Regions from separate parts of the Homo sapiens genome. Here region 1 is linked to region 2. Evidence: read pairs that join two places in POLR2A ChIA-PET (ENCODE). Cell type or tissue: endothelial cell of umbilical vein. All regions are shown on one strand. Links, peaks and the distances in the headings refer to the core of each region. The heading gives the core; the rest is flanking DNA.

What was found. ChIA-PET counts read pairs that join two places held together with the same protein. Peaks named below come from ENCODE experiments on the same cell type or tissue, not always from the same donor. Only the 100,000 strongest peaks of a DNase experiment are listed, where the experiment ranks them.
Region 1: POLR2A ChIA-PET joins it to region 2 with 5 read pairs; 2 of 35 experiments call an interaction of 5 or more read pairs at or near these places.

What each region holds. Positions count from the first base shown.
Region 1 is chr6:143,906,828-143,911,216 of GRCh38, reverse strand. All of the region lies in intron 6 of ZC2HC1B (zinc finger C2HC-type containing 1B), which reads right to left. Among named protein-coding and RNA genes, the nearest start is that of ZC2HC1B, 45 kb to the right of the region's middle. In endothelial cell of umbilical vein, for the core only: no CTCF peak of the experiment used is centred there; no DNase peak of the experiment used is centred there; H3K27me3 peaks cover 157 bases.
Region 2 is chr6:143,577,906-143,582,294 of GRCh38, reverse strand. It overlaps a transcript of PHACTR2 not described here. Among named protein-coding and RNA genes, the nearest start is that of PHACTR2-AS1, 11 kb to the right of the region's middle. In endothelial cell of umbilical vein, for the core only: no CTCF peak of the experiment used is centred there; a DNase peak (open chromatin) is centred at 2,424.

The DNA.
Region 1 (4,389 bases), core at 82-4,081, 330 kb before region 2:
GACCCATCAATATGCTGTCTTCAAGAGACCCATCTTACTTGCAAAGACATACATAGGCTCAAAATAAAGGGATGAAGGAAAATTTACCAAGCAAATGGAAAATATTGAAAAAAGCAGGGGTTGCAATCCTAGTTTCTGACAAAACAGGCTTTAAACCAACAAAGGGCTGGGCGCAGTGGCTCATGCCTGTAATCCTAGCACTTTGGGAGGCCGAGGCAGGTGAATAACCTGAGATTAGGAGTTTGAGACTACCCTGGCCAACATGGTTAAACCCCATCTCCACAAAAAGTACAAAAACCAGCTGGGCATGGTGGTGGGTGCCCGTAATCTCAGCTACTCGGGAAGCTGAGGCAGGAGAATCACTTGAACCAGGAGGTGGAGGTTGCAATGAGCCAAGATCGTGCCACTGCACTCCAGCCTGGGAGACAGAGCAAGACTCCATCTCAAAAATAAACAAACAAATAAACTAAAAAAGATCAAAAAAGACAAAAGAAGGGCATTACATAAAGGTAAAGGGTTCAATTCAACAAGAAGAGCTTACTATCCTAAATATATATGCACCCAATACAGGAGCATGTAGATTCATAAAGCAAGTTCTTAGAGGCTTTCAGAGACTTAGACTTGCAAATAGTAATAGTGGGAGACTTTAACACCACACCAACACTATTAGACAGATCATCAAGACAGAAAATTAACAAAGATATTCGGGACTTGAACTCAGCTCTGGATCAAGTGGGCCTGATAGATATCTAAAGAACTCTCCACCCCAAAACAACAGAATATACATTCTTCTCATTGCCACATGGCACTTAACTCTAAAATTGATCACATAATCAGAAGTAAAACACTCCTCAACAAAAGCAAAAGAGCTGAAATCATAACAACCAGTCTGTCAGACCACAGCACAATCAAATTAGAACTCAAGAGTAAGAAATTCACTCAAAAACACACATCACATGGAAACTGAACAACTCAAGATTAAGAAATTCATTCAAAACCACATCACTACATGGAAACTGAACACTACATGGAACCTGCTCCTGAATGACTTGTGGGCAAATAATGAAATCAAGGCCGAAATCAAGTTCTTTGAAATTAATGAGAACAAAGATACAGTGTACCAGAATCTCTGGGATGCAGCTAAAGCAGTGTTAAGAGGAAAATTTACAGCACTAAATGCCCACATCGAAAAGCTAGAAAGAGCTCAAATTGACAACTTAACTACTAAAAGAGCTACAGAACCAAGAGCAAATAAACCCAAAGCTAGTAGAAGACAAGAAATAATCAAGATCAGAGCTAAACTGAAGAAGGTAAAAACAAACAAAACAAAACCCTTCAAAAAATCAATGAATCCAATAACTGCTTTTTTAAGATTAATAAGACAGATAGACTGCTAGCTAGACTAGTAAAGAAGAAAAGAGAGAAGATTTATATAAACACAATCGGAAATGATAAGGGGGATATCACCACTGACCCCACAGAGATACAAACAACCATCAGAGAATACTATAAACAACCCTATGCACATACACTAGAAATTCTAGAAGAAATGGATAAATTCCTGGACACATACATCCTCCCAAGACTGAACAGGGAAGAAACAGAATGCCTGAATAGACCAATAACAAGTTCTGAAATTGAGGCAGAAATAAATAGCCTACCAGCCGGGAAAAAAAAAAAAAAAAAGCCCAGGACCAGAGAGATTCACAGATGAATTCAACTAAAGGTACAAAGAAGAGCTGGTACTATTTCTACTGAAACTATTCCAAAAAATTGAAAAGGAGGGGGAATCTTCCCTAACTTATTTTTTTTTCTTTTTTGAGATGGAGTCTAGCTCTGTCACCCAGGCTGGAGTGCAGTGGGTCAATCTCAGCTCACTGCAACCTCTGCCTCCCAGGTTCATGTGACTCTCATGCCTCAGCCTCCTGAGTAGCTGGGATTACAGGAGCCCACCACCAAAACCTGTCAGAGATACACAACCAACAACAAAAACTTCAGGCCAATACCCTTGATGAACATCAATGCAAAAATCCTCAACAAAATACTGGCAAACCAAATCCAGCAGCACATCAAAAAGCTTATCCACTACAATTCAGTAGGCTTCATCCCTGAGATGCAAGGTTGGTTCAATGTACACAAATCAATAAATGTGATACATTACATAAACAGATCTAAAGATATGAATTTCTTAATGGATACAGAAAGGACCTTCAATAAATTTCAACATCCCTTTATGTTAAAAACGCTCAATAAACTAGGTATTAAAGGAACACACTTCAAAATAATAAGTGTCACATATGACAAACCCACAGCCAATATCATACTGATTCGGCAAAAGCTGGAAGATTTCCCCTTGAAAACTGGCACAAGACAAAGAGGCCCTCTCTCACCACTCCTATTGAACATAGTACTGGAAGTTCTGTCCAGGGCAATCAGGCAAAACAAAGAAAGAAAGAAGATTCCAACAGGAAGAGAGGAAGTCAAACTATCTTTGTTTGCAGATGACAGGATCCTATATCTAGAAAACCCCATTGTCTCAGGCCAAAAGCTTCTTAAGTTGGTAAGCAACTTCAGCAAAGTCTCAAAATACAAAATCAATGTGCAAAAATTGCTAGCATTCCTATACACAAACAACAGGCAAGCTGAGAGCCAAATCATGAGTGAACCTCCATTCACAATTGTCACAGAAAGAATAAAATGCCCAGGAATACAGCTAACAAGGAAAGTGAAGAATCTCTTCAAAGAGAACTATAAACCACTGCTCAAAGAAATCAGAGATGACACAAACAAATGGAAAAATATACCATGCTCATGAATAGGAAGAATCAATATCATGAAAATTGACATACTGCTCAAAGCAATTTACAGATTCAATGCAATTTCCATTAAACTACCATTGACATTCTTCACAGAATTAGAAAAAACTATTTTAAAATTCATATGAAATCAAAACAGAGCCCAAATAGTCAAGACAATCCTAAGCAAAAAGAACAAAGCTGGAGCCATCACGCTACCCAACTTCAAACTACACTACAAGGCTACAGTAACCAAAACAGCATTACACTAGTACAAAAAGACTCAGAGACCAATGGAACAGAATAGAGAACCCAGAAATAAGATTGCACACCTAAAACCATCTGATCTTCAACAAACCTGACAAAAACAAGCAATGGGGAAAGAATTCTTTATTTAATAAATGGTGCTGGGATAACTGGCCAGCCATATGCAGAGAATTGAAACTGGATCCCTTCCTTACACCATCTGCAAAAATCAACTCAAGATGGATTAAGGACTTAAATGTAAAGCCCAAAAACTAGAAAAACCATAGAAGAAAATCTAGGCAATACCATTCAGAACATAGGCATGGGCAAAGATTTCATGATGAAGACACCAAAAGCAATTGCAACAAATGCAAAAATTGACAAATGGGATCTAGTTAAACTAAAGAACTTCTGTACAGCAAAAGAAACTACCAATAGAGTGAACACACAATTTACAGAATGGGAGAAAATGTTTGCAATCTATCCATCTGACAAAGGTCAAATATGTAGCATCTACAAGGAACTTATACAAATTTAAAAGATAAAAACAACTTCATTAAAATGTAGGCAAAGGACATGAACAGACACTTCTCAAAAGAAGACATACATGCAGCCAACAAACATATGAAAAGAGCTCAACATCACTGAACATTAGAGAAATGCAAATCAAAACCACAATGAGATACCATCTTACACCAATCAGAATAGCTATTATTAAAAAGTTAAAAAATAACAGATGCTGGCAAGGTTGTGGAGAAAAAGGAACACTGTACACTGTTGGTGGAACTATAAATTAGTTTAACCATTGTGGAAGACAGTGTGGTGATTCCTCAAAGATCTAGAGGCAGAAATACCATTTGACCCAGCAATCCCATTACTGGGTATATACCCAAAGGAATATAAATTATTCTATTATAAAGATACATGCACATGTATTTTCATTGCAGCACTATTCACAATAGCAAAGACATGGAATCAACCTAAATGTCCATCAGTGATAGACTGGATAAAGAAAATGTGGTACATATACACCATGGAATACCATACAGCCATAAAAAGGAATGAGATGGTGTCCTTTGCAGGGACGTGGATGGAGCTGGAGGCCATTATCTTCCACAAACTAATGCAGGAACAGAAAACCAAATCCCACATGTTCTCACTTATAAGTGGGAGCTGGATGATGAGAAAACATGGACACATAGTGGAGAACAACACACAATGGGGCCTGCTGGAGAATGGGGGGAAGGAGGGAGAGCATGAGGAAGAATAGCTCATGGATGCTCAGCTTAATACCTAGGATGATCTGGCAGCAAATCACCGTAGCACATGCTTACCTATGTAATAAACC
Region 2 (4,389 bases), core at 76-4,075:
GTAATTTTGACTTCTGAACTCATGTTTAGTTGAGCAATGTATGGGAATTGCAGGAAACCTGGGCTGAGATTCTATTTCCAAAACGATTTGCTCTGAATTGTGCTGGGTGCCCCACAGTTCTCCAACTAGAACCACTTTCAATTATTAGTTTGGCTTGGCATTTACAGACCTAAACAGGTGGTATAAATTCTAGTGCCAAATCTATGTGAGGGTGTGGACTATGGTTATGAATTTTTATGAGAGTGATAGGTCTTTTTTTCTAGCTTTTCCTCATATTGACGGTACAGCCTTTTGTCCAGGGTTTATGTGACTCACTTAGGCATTAAGACCCAAGGCCTTCATGCCAATGCCCAGGATTCTGCCTTTTGCCATCCCCATGTATAACTGCAAAAAATAGACTGGGTTCATCTAAGTCTAGGCAAGGGCAGGATAACTTTCTTTCCTTTTTGAGGGGTGGGGAGGGGAACAGGGTTCTCACTCTGTCACCCAGGCTGGAGTGCAGTGGCGTGATCATGGCTCACTGCAGCCTCGACTTTCCCAGGCTCAGGTGATCCTCCTGCCTCACCCTCCTGACTAGCTGGGATTACAGGCACCCACCACCATGTCCAGCTAATGTTCGTATTTTTTGGTAGAGACAGGGTTTCATCATGTTGCCCAGCCTGGTCTCAAACTCCTGGACTTGAGTGATCCGTATTTGTCATGCAGCAATAGATAATTAATACACATATCCATTCATCCTTCCCGCCATTCCTCCTGTTTCAGTGGAAAAAGAGCTTCTTCTCCAGGCCACCGTCTGCAGAAAAGGTCCCTTCTCTCCTTCCCAGGTCTCACTGAGTAACCCCCAAACAAGCGCCCTCTCCGAGATCATGCCTGACTGGTGGGTTCCTTGTGCTCTTCCAGCACATCTGTCAGCTCACCTCCTTCCTTGTCTTGACCTCCCAAAGTGCTGGGATTACAGGCATGAACCACTGCGCCCGGTCAGGAGGATAACTTGATACAGTCATCTACATACCTCCCGGTCAATTACAGACATCTACAGAGTCTATGCCATAGTCAAAGGAGCAGAAACCAGGTAACCCTCATCCCCTGTCCACACGGAGACTTGAGAACAAGGGTAAAGTTCTAGAATATTGAGCCAAGCCCTGAGGTTGGCCTTGCCTTCAGTGTCTGCTTATCACTCTGGTGTCCAACTCCCTCTGGTTTTGGCCCTGAGGGATTTCCCACACTTTTCCAAAATGTTGGCTAGACATTTAAAGAATATATCTGTTTTTGAGCTCCTGATGTGTAGGTGTTCTGTAATGGAAGACTTTTATAGGATATCTGGTCTGCTGTGTTGCCAGAAATGGTCCCTTCTGTAATTTCAACACCTGGTGTCACTCTCTCTCCCACCCTAGAAGTTTTAGCACCCACCTCCCAGTTTACCTCCACCCTGGTTCCCTCAGCATTCTGGGTCACTTCATTTGTGTAGGTGACCCATCCAAAACCTAAGTCTCTTAATTATCTCACCTTCTTGTCTTCAGAGACATTTATCTTCACGTTCCTTCAGCCACCCACACTATGGAGGCCAGGACTAAGTGGCTCCCTTCTTTTATTTTTTATTGTTTTATTTTATTTTATTTTTTGAGACGGAGTCTTGCTCTGTCACCCAGGCTGGAGTACAGTGGCATGATCTCAGTTCACTGCAACCTCTGCCTCCCGGGTTCAAGCAATTCTCCTGCCTCAGCCTCCCAAGTAGCTGGGATTACAGGTGTGTGCCACCACGCCCAGCTAATTGTTTGTATTTTTTGTTTTGTTTTGTTTTGTTTTGTTTGAGACGGAGTCTCGCTCTGTCGCCCAGGCTGGAGTGCAGTGGCACGATCTCGGCTCACTGCAAGCCCCGCCTCCTGGGTTCACGCCATTCTCCTGCCTCAGCCTCCAGAGTAGCTGGGACTACAGGCGCCCGCCACCAAGCCGGGCTAATTTTTTGTATTTTTAGTAGAGACGGGGTTTCACCGTGTTGGCCAAGATGGTCTCGATTTCCTGACCTCGTGATCTGCCTGCCTTGGCCTCCCAAAGTGCTGGGATTACAGGAGTGAGCCACTGCGCCCGGCCCCAAGTTGACTCCCTTCTAAAGGGATGGGATATCACTTTTGAGACGAAGCTATAGAAAGATCATGACTCCCATCTTGCTATCCCTCTCTTGATTTTCTTTCTGGCTCATGCTGAGAGAAGACAGTGGTCATGTTGTGAGCTGCCCTATGGAGAGGCCCACGTGGCAAGAAACTGAGGGTGGCCTGCAAAACAACAGCCCATGGGGAACTAAGGTCCCCAGTCCCACAGCTCACAGAAAACAGAACCCTGCCAACAACTACGTGAGTCAGCTTGGACGCAGCTCCTCCCGGCAGAGCCAGGAGATGACTGCAGCCCTGGCGCATACCTTGATTGCAATCTGGGAGAGATCCTGAGCCAGAGGGCCCAGCTAAATGTGCCTGGATTCCTGACTCACAGAAACAATAAATGTATTTCCTAAGCAGCTACACTGTAGGGTAGTTTTTCATACAGCAATAGATAATGAATACACACCCACTCATTCTTCCCGCTGATCGTCTCGGTGCAGTGGAAAAGGGTCTTCTCCTCCAGGCCACCATCTGCAGAAGAGGCCCCTTCCGCTCACCTTCCCAGGTCTCACTGAGTGACCCCCAAAGAAGTGCCTTCTCTGAGATGGTGCCTTATTGGGGGGGTTCCTTGGGCTCTTTCATCACAGCTGTCCGCTCGCCTCTTTCCTTGTCTCTCTTATATATGAAAATCTACTTAAAAACTACACACATAATAGGGCAATTTGCTAAAATGGGCATTTTTGCTGGTTTGGGGGATGTTTTGTTGTTGTTGTTGTTTTGTTTTCTACTAAAGACTCATCCTCCCTGCAAAGCAAAATGTTTTCCTTCCTTCAACCAGGACCTCTCTTGGCCCATAAGTCTCCTTTATGCAAATTTTTTGACAATAAAAATAGTATTTTATTTCCCCCACACTTTCCCTCCTCCAACAACCCCCAGTACACCTTTCCCTTCTTGTTCACACAGCTATGTTACAATAAGAAAAAAATAAGTTTTGGAGCAGGTCACAGTGGCTCATGCCTGTAATCCCAGCACTTTGGGAGGCCAAGGTGGGGGGATCACTTGAGCCCAGGAGTTCAAGACCGTCCTGGGCAACATGGCAAAACCCTATCTCTACAAAAAACACAAAAATTAGCCAGGTGTGGTGGCATGCACCTGTAGTCCCAGCTACTCAAGAGGCTGAGGCAGGAGGATGGCTTGAACCCGGGAGACGGAGGTTGCAGTGAGCTGTGATCACGCCACTGCACTCCAGCCTGGGTGCCAGAACAAGATCCTGTCTCAACAACAAAAAAAAAAGTTTTGGGGGCAGGATTATGAGGGTAGAGGGGATATGGGTAAAAACACAAATCACAATAGGCATTTTTGAAAATACGTTATTCCACTTGGTCATCGTCTTCTCCCTCATCTTTGAGCTGCTTTCACTTCTGACTCCTTTCTTCTTCACCAAGGTCTTCTTCATCTTCTTCATCATCTACCTCTCCATTGTTATAATCGTCTTCATCCTCCTCTTCTGCACTCATGTCCTCCTCTTCTCCTTCCTCCTCCTCCTCCTCCTCATCCTCTCCTCATTGTCCAGGCCCTCCACGTAGCCCTCAGCATCCAAGTCAACAGCAAATTTTTTTAAAAGGTCCTTTTCCTCCTTTTCTTGTTGGCAGGAGTGATTTTGTACCCAGCTTGGCAAGCAGGGTATGGGCTGCATTTCGGCCCCATTCTTCCCCACAGTCAATGCTCTTGAGCAGTGAACAACCTACACATCCTTCCATGGCTACCATGCTCAACCTTTCTTATGGGGAAAGCCTAATGCCACGTATCTATTCTCTTGACTTCTGGCCTCCCCTGCCTCCCTGAGGAAAGTTAAGGGCCAAGAAGAGTTGAATCAAACTAGATCATCCTAGAAGGGGAAACATGGAGGATGAGGCATTGCACTGACAAAGGGGAACTGCTAAATCTGGCTATGACTTCCCCATCCTGGACCGTGAGGATGGAGGTCTGGGGACCCCTCTCCAGCTCTCATGGAGCCCTGCACTTGACTGCAATGGTTCCTTTGTGAAGGAACAACAGTAAATGAAGCTCCTTCCCTCTTTGCATTTGGACTATGGCTGATTTAATCCATGAGAGGGAAAGGGAGGGGCCTAGTAAGCAAGTTGACTGTGGAATTCTCACAGGTGTTGGCAAACGAACGGGGGATAGAGTGTCTTGGACCAGATTTAGACAAATCTAGAAAAATAAATAATGAGAACTTACCTGCACAGTACATGCTACTATAACATTATATTGATAGTCATATTTCTCTTAC